Regions from separate parts of the Homo sapiens genome. Here region 1 is linked to region 2. A link is a loop called in an ENCODE intact Hi-C map of the cell type or tissue named here. Cell type or tissue: heart left ventricle. All regions are shown on one strand. Links, peaks and the distances in the headings refer to the core of each region. The heading gives the core; the rest is flanking DNA. Region 1 has its middle 41 kb from the start of LINC02907. Region 2 has its middle 130 kb from the start of LINC02907.

Region 1 (2,905 bases), core at 192-2,691, 87 kb after region 2:
AGGTGTGGGCAGACGCTCAAGGCGGAGGCTCCACCCATGCCTGGTTTCTTTCCTTTCTCCCTCTCCCTGTGTCTCCAGGTGTCTGCCACCTCCTCAGGGAGCCATGGGGCGTGAGCTAGATCAGGGCCCTGCGTCTCGAAGGAGGAGGAGAATCAGCTGAGTGAGCAGCTAATCCACCCAGCCTCCAGCTGTCTCAAACAGCAGCCCCCAGTCAGAATGGGAGACTCTGCCTCAAGTCAAAAGTCCCAAAGAAGCCCACACTCCACCCTGGCTGGTGTGTATAAAGTAAAAATCCAAAATCCGGGTCCCTGAGCAAAGTTGCCAGCTAGAGTCCCCCTGTGGAAGGCAAGAAATCAACGAGACTTCCTGGTCACTCTGCACCGTGGGGCAGCTTCTTCAACTCTGTGCAGCTAGAGGTGAGAGAGTCCCAGGGGCGGGTCCTCGAGCTCAAACTGCCCCTCTCCCCCTCCACCGCCTCCTGCACCTGCCCCTGCCCCTGACCTGAGCCCCTGAGATCAGTCACCACCTCAGACCCTGAGGCAGGTTGGCAGGGGTGACTTCCTGGAGCCGGGTATGTCCCATCAGAAAACACTGCTTTGGGGAACTCTCCAGGGTTCAGAGATCTCCCAGCTCAACGCAATGCCCACCTTCTTGGGCTCCCACATGGGACTGCCCCGGGAGGCCCTGTGAGGTCGTGGCGCTGCACGGCCGTGGGCATAGAGACCTGCATTCTGGTTCTTTCCTGGGTAAAGCAGGGAAGTGACCTCTAGTCTCCCGGGACGATAGGAGGCGGAGGGGGGCGGTACAGGGCACGGCGGGTACTGGATGTGTTGGTTGAATGAAAAGTCGAGGTGAGGAGTGAGGCCACTGACTGTGTGAATTCTCAGGGCCGCTCACGACAGGCAGAATTCCCGAATCAGGCTTCTCGGACCCTGACGACACCACAGGAGCTCACGGCCTGTTGGGCGGGAGCGTGGGGCCTGTTGGTCACTGTTGGGCGGGAGCGTGGGGCCGGCTCACTATGCCTCGCTGGGTTGGAAGATATGCACACCAGCTGCCGTCTCAAACACGTCCGGGGAGCCCGACCAGCTGCACGTGGAATCCACCAGGCCTCCTGCTCCTCCCCACAGGACTGCTTCGGTGGGAGCCTCACCTGCTGGCCCCTGTGCTCCCCTCAGACACGGAGCAGGTGGCAGGCCTGGCACTCCTTCCTCTCTGGGGGCAGAGGCAGGGTCCAGGTTCCCCCACTCCACGCAGAACTGGGTGGTCAGGGTCTCCCCGGGGAGCACTGAGGAGGGGCCCTCACCCTCCTGGGGGCTCAGGGCAAGGTCTCCAGATAAGTCAGCTCTCAGTGGAGACCCCGCCCATCAGCAGCATTAGCCTGAATCAAAATAGTCGGTCCCTCAATGAAGGCAATGGCATCTCAGAGCCAGCAAAGGCAGCCGCCAACATCTTCATTTCTCGTGATTGTGAACGTCAATCCTGTCCCCTCCCCTCCACTCCCTGTCGGACGTGGTTGTCCTGAAGCCTTGGCAAGCCGGCCGCCCACTCTGCTGCCACCCAGAGCAGAGGAACACCTGGAATCCCTGCTCAGACTCCGGACTCAGGGGCCTCCTCTCCTCTCTTCTCTACATCTGTGCCTGGTGGGCAAGCACCCTCAGCGGGAACACAACATCCCTCAGCCACAGATGAGCAAATGTCCCAAAGATAGGAGGGCAGGGGGCTCTGGCAAGGCAGCTGGGCTCCCCTCACACCAGTCCTGGAGCTGGCACTTGGGGTCTGCAGGGGCCATTCCTTGTGGGGACTGGGCTGGACCTGCTGCTAGGAGCCCGACACCCCAGCAATGAATGAAAAGCTGTACAAATGGAGCACCCTGTTGCCTGGCCATTGCACTTCACGAACGTGTGTCCTGAGGATCTAATGCTACAGGGACCCAAAGATGTTCATCTCAGCAGTGACCGAGTGAAAGCCCTGAAGCTGCTTATGCAGGGGCTGATGACGCTGATTAGGACTCAGCACCCGAAGAAGCCCTCACCCAGCTGACGTGGCTCCACCACCTCAGCTGTCCCCAGGGAAAGGTGCCCCGAACGGTGCTCCCAGACAAGCAGGTCGCAGACACACACAGAAGCCGGGAAGGTTGGCGTGAACCAGGAAGGATGATGAGATGCTAACTGATGCCCTCATCTAGATCATGTTTTACTTCCTAATCTTCCAAGAGTGGGCGTGTCGTACTCGAGGGAAAAGAAGTAGGATGTTCCCGGACACACACTCACTCTCAGATGCCCCCCGCTCCAGCAAGTTCTCATGGTGCCGGGAGCTGGACCGGTGGGGCTCCAAGCCATGTCTGGCCCTCACGGCAGGGAGCGCCCTGGCCTTCTGCAGCTCTAGCCTGGGGAGTGGGACCATTTCCCCTCCATCCAAGGCTGTTTTGAGGGTCAGGTGAGGACGGACTGGGGAAAGGATATTACCGACTGCAAATTGCTGTTTAAAAGGATATAACTATTACTGTTGCCTTTGTCTGCAGAACACAAAGTGAAACAGAAACCACAGCCCTGCCTGTCTGGATACAATCAGCTCTGCACCTAAAATCTCAGCCCCTCCCACCTCCTCACTCTTCCCACGCACATGCCCAGACACTCAGGATCCAACTCTGTGTTTTAGCCTAAATGGGCTGAAATTTCCTGATTGGCCCTGGCTCCCCTCACATGAATTTATTGGAAGTCAATTGCTAATAACTTTCCAATTATATATTTTAAAATCCCCAGTCCCTCAGACAGCCCACATGAGATTGAATGGGAGGTGGGAGGTGTGTTAGGCGGCGGCTACTCACCTTTCCCCATGCAGCCTCTTTCTAACCACACCTGTGCCCAGTCCTCCCAATATTTCCCTGCATCTATTGTGTCCC
Region 2 (2,905 bases), core at 263-2,762:
AGAGGAAGGTGCTGGTGCAGGGCCCACTGCAGGCGGGGAGTAGGGCAGGCCTGCAGCTGCACAGACAAGCACCCTCACCCGGCTCTGCTTCCCAGAAGAATGAGCAGCTATTTAGAGCTTTGGAAGCCCCCCGGGGCAAAGGGCTCTGAGTACTGCTGGGAGTCACTGGCGGTCAGCGAACGTGCTGAGGCCATTTTGCTCCTGACAAATAGAGTCGGCAGCATTGACTGGTGAGCTGCCTGCCGGGGACGTTCAGATCTGGGCAGCATCTTGGGGTGGGAGGAAGCCTGAGGCCGCTGGGTACATTGCCACTCCGGAGAGCTAAATGTCTTCTGTGGCAAATAAAAAGGGCCTTTGGTTGACATGTGGGATGAAGCCAGGAGGACAGGAAATTGGAGCCTTTGGCCTGATCATTTGGGCCCTGAAAAAAAACAAAGTCCCCCCACCCCCATTCCAAGTGTAGAACTGAATGCAGGTCTGGGGGCTCCAGCGTCCTCCAACAGCCCTTTCCTCACCCCAAAACATGCACTCCCTCTCCAATACCACCCCTGATTGTCGTGAGCAGCAGGCTCTGGCCTCCCGGCATTCCTGTTGCCACTCGCAGTGACTTCCCCGGATCCAGCACCTTTTCCAGGCCAGCAGCTGTGTGCCTGACTTACAGTCTTGTTCCCACTGACCCCAGAATCCTGCCGGGTGGGTATCACCCTGCCCCCATTCTACAGAATTGGAAACTGAGGCTCTAAGAGGTTAAACACTGACCTACTGGCCGTGTGCGGTGGCTCATGCCTGTAATCCCAACACTTTGGGAGGCCGAGGCAGGCGGATCACGAGGTCAGGAGATGGAGACCATCCTGGCTAACACGGTGAAACCCCGTCTCTACTAAAAATACAAAAAAATTAGCCGGGCGTGGTGGCAGTCGCCTGTACTCCCAGCTACTAGGGAGGCTGAGGCAGGAGAATGGCGTGGACACGGGAGGTGGAGCTTGCAGTGAGCCGAGATCGCGCCACTGCACTCCAGCCTGGGCGACAGAGCGAGATTCCGTCTCAAAACAAAAACAGAAACAAAACACTGACCTACTGGTATCACTGACCCGTGAGCAACAGAAAAAATCACCCACAGCAACCCCACATTCTAATATCGGGACCCCGTGGGTATTTTACTTTACATGGTAAGGGGGAGTTATGTTTCCAGATGGAATTAAGGTCGCTTGAGAGAGAGAACGTGAGCCCAGGGGGATCATAAGAGTCCTTAAGAGTGGAGGAGAGAGGCAGGCCAGGGAGCGGCAGGGAGACAGCAGCGTGAGGAGGAAGGGTTGCAGGCAGCCTCTGGAAGCTGGAAGCGGACCCTCCCCTGAGCCTCCAGAAGGAGCCAGCCCTGTGGACACCTGGACTGCAGCCCAGTGTGGTTTATTTTGGACTTCTGCCCTGCAGAGCTGTGAGACAACACGTCTGCATCGTTTTCAGCTCTGAACCGAGTGAGGGTTAGCGCAGCAGCCTCAGGACATGCACAGTAGCAGCAAAGCCTGGGCTTGAACCCAGCTCCGTCTGAGTCTGAAGCTTCCTACACACAGGTACCAAGCTCTCTGTGATGCAAGGGAGTGGCCAGAGAGGAGAGGGAGAGAACCCGGGAGCCACAGCAGCCTCGGCGCTTGGCTGAGAGCCCAGCACGAGCCCCAGGTGTTGGAGTTCCCCAGCCTGGGCCTTCCCCCTGTGGTTACTGAGGATGGCACCGAAGCCCGGCTGGACAGGACTCTCCACCTTGGTGGGTCCTGGTCGCCCAAGGCCAGAGACCTGCTGTCCACTCACACTCCCCTCCCACACACACGTCAGGCTCCCCTCAGGAAACTGGCCTCAGTTTCCCCATCAGGAATGATGGTCTCAGACCTACTGATCTCCTGGGTGCTGGAGCCCCCGGCTCAGACCTTTTAATAGGGACAGGGTAGCCCCAAGCAGGGAATACGGCCCCCATGTCAACCTCCACAAGGACGTTACCGCCGGGTTTAGGAGGCCAAGTGCCTGATGTGCTTGCCCTCAGGCCTCTCCTACAATGTGGCCCAAGGAGTAAGGCCAAGGCAGCGTGGGGACTTCGGGCCACTGTCCACCTGTCCACACCCTGGTCATCCTCAGGCCCCCCTGTGGTTATTCTTCTTGTGAGCCACAGACCCTTTTCAGAAGCTACTGAAACTGGTGCCCTGACCCCGGGACCGCACTCTGCACACAGGCTCTGCCTGATTCCAGCTTCCCTTCCCTTGGGGCCCAGGAGCCCCACATCAGGGTCTGGGGAAGAAGCCATGGCTGCCCATGCTGGTAGGTAGCCAGCAAGACACAGTGGCTTAATAGGATCCTAGACTGTGTTGGGGGAGTGTGGGCTGGGAATGGGGTTGCCAGATATATGGCCTGACACCCTGTAGAGTCTGAAGTTCAAATAAACAACAAATCATTGTGTTGATGTAAGTTTGTCCCAAATATTGCACGGGACATAGTTGTACAAAAATATATATATTGTTTCTCTGAAATGCGAATATAACTGGGCATCCAGCACTGTTTGGCATTGTTTTGTTTCGTTCTTGCTAAATCTGGCAGCCCTCGTGGGAAGGAGAGTGAGTGTGAGTGAGGAGGGGGAAGGGGGTGCATCTGGAGCCTGGTTTTCCAGTGACATTTCACAACACAGAGAAAAAGCACTGAAACGTGGGACACATTGGAATCAACACATAGAAGACAAGGAGGAAAACGTGATAAGGTACAGATGGCCTTTCCAATGGCCTAAAAATCTCCCCAAACACACACGATTCGAAGGGCGGCGCGTGCCTTCCGGGGCTGCCTGGTCTTGGCAGGACCTCAGGCTTTTGCAAAAGCACTTAACTCTGCTCCTATCTGTTCTCATGGGAGGTAGCCAGGCCCTACA

What was found. Hi-C counts contacts between places; a loop is a spot of excess contacts. Peaks named below come from ENCODE experiments on the same cell type or tissue, not always from the same donor. Only the 100,000 strongest peaks of a DNase experiment are listed, where the experiment ranks them.
Region 1: a loop joins it to region 2, with 2.8 times the contacts of the local background. A loop is called at or near these places in 2 of 110 quality-filtered maps.

What each region holds. Positions count from the first base shown.
Region 1 is chr9:135,300,864-135,303,768 of GRCh38, forward strand. No RefSeq gene overlaps it. Among named protein-coding and RNA genes, the nearest start is that of LINC02907, 41 kb to the right of the region's middle. In heart left ventricle, for the core only: no CTCF peak of the experiment used is centred there; no DNase peak of the experiment used is centred there; H3K27me3 peaks cover 2,366 bases.
Region 2 is chr9:135,214,267-135,217,171 of GRCh38, forward strand. No RefSeq gene overlaps it. Among named protein-coding and RNA genes, the nearest start is that of LINC02907, 130 kb to the right of the region's middle. In heart left ventricle, for the core only: no CTCF peak of the experiment used is centred there; a DNase peak (open chromatin) is centred at 1,355; H3K27me3 peaks cover 915 bases.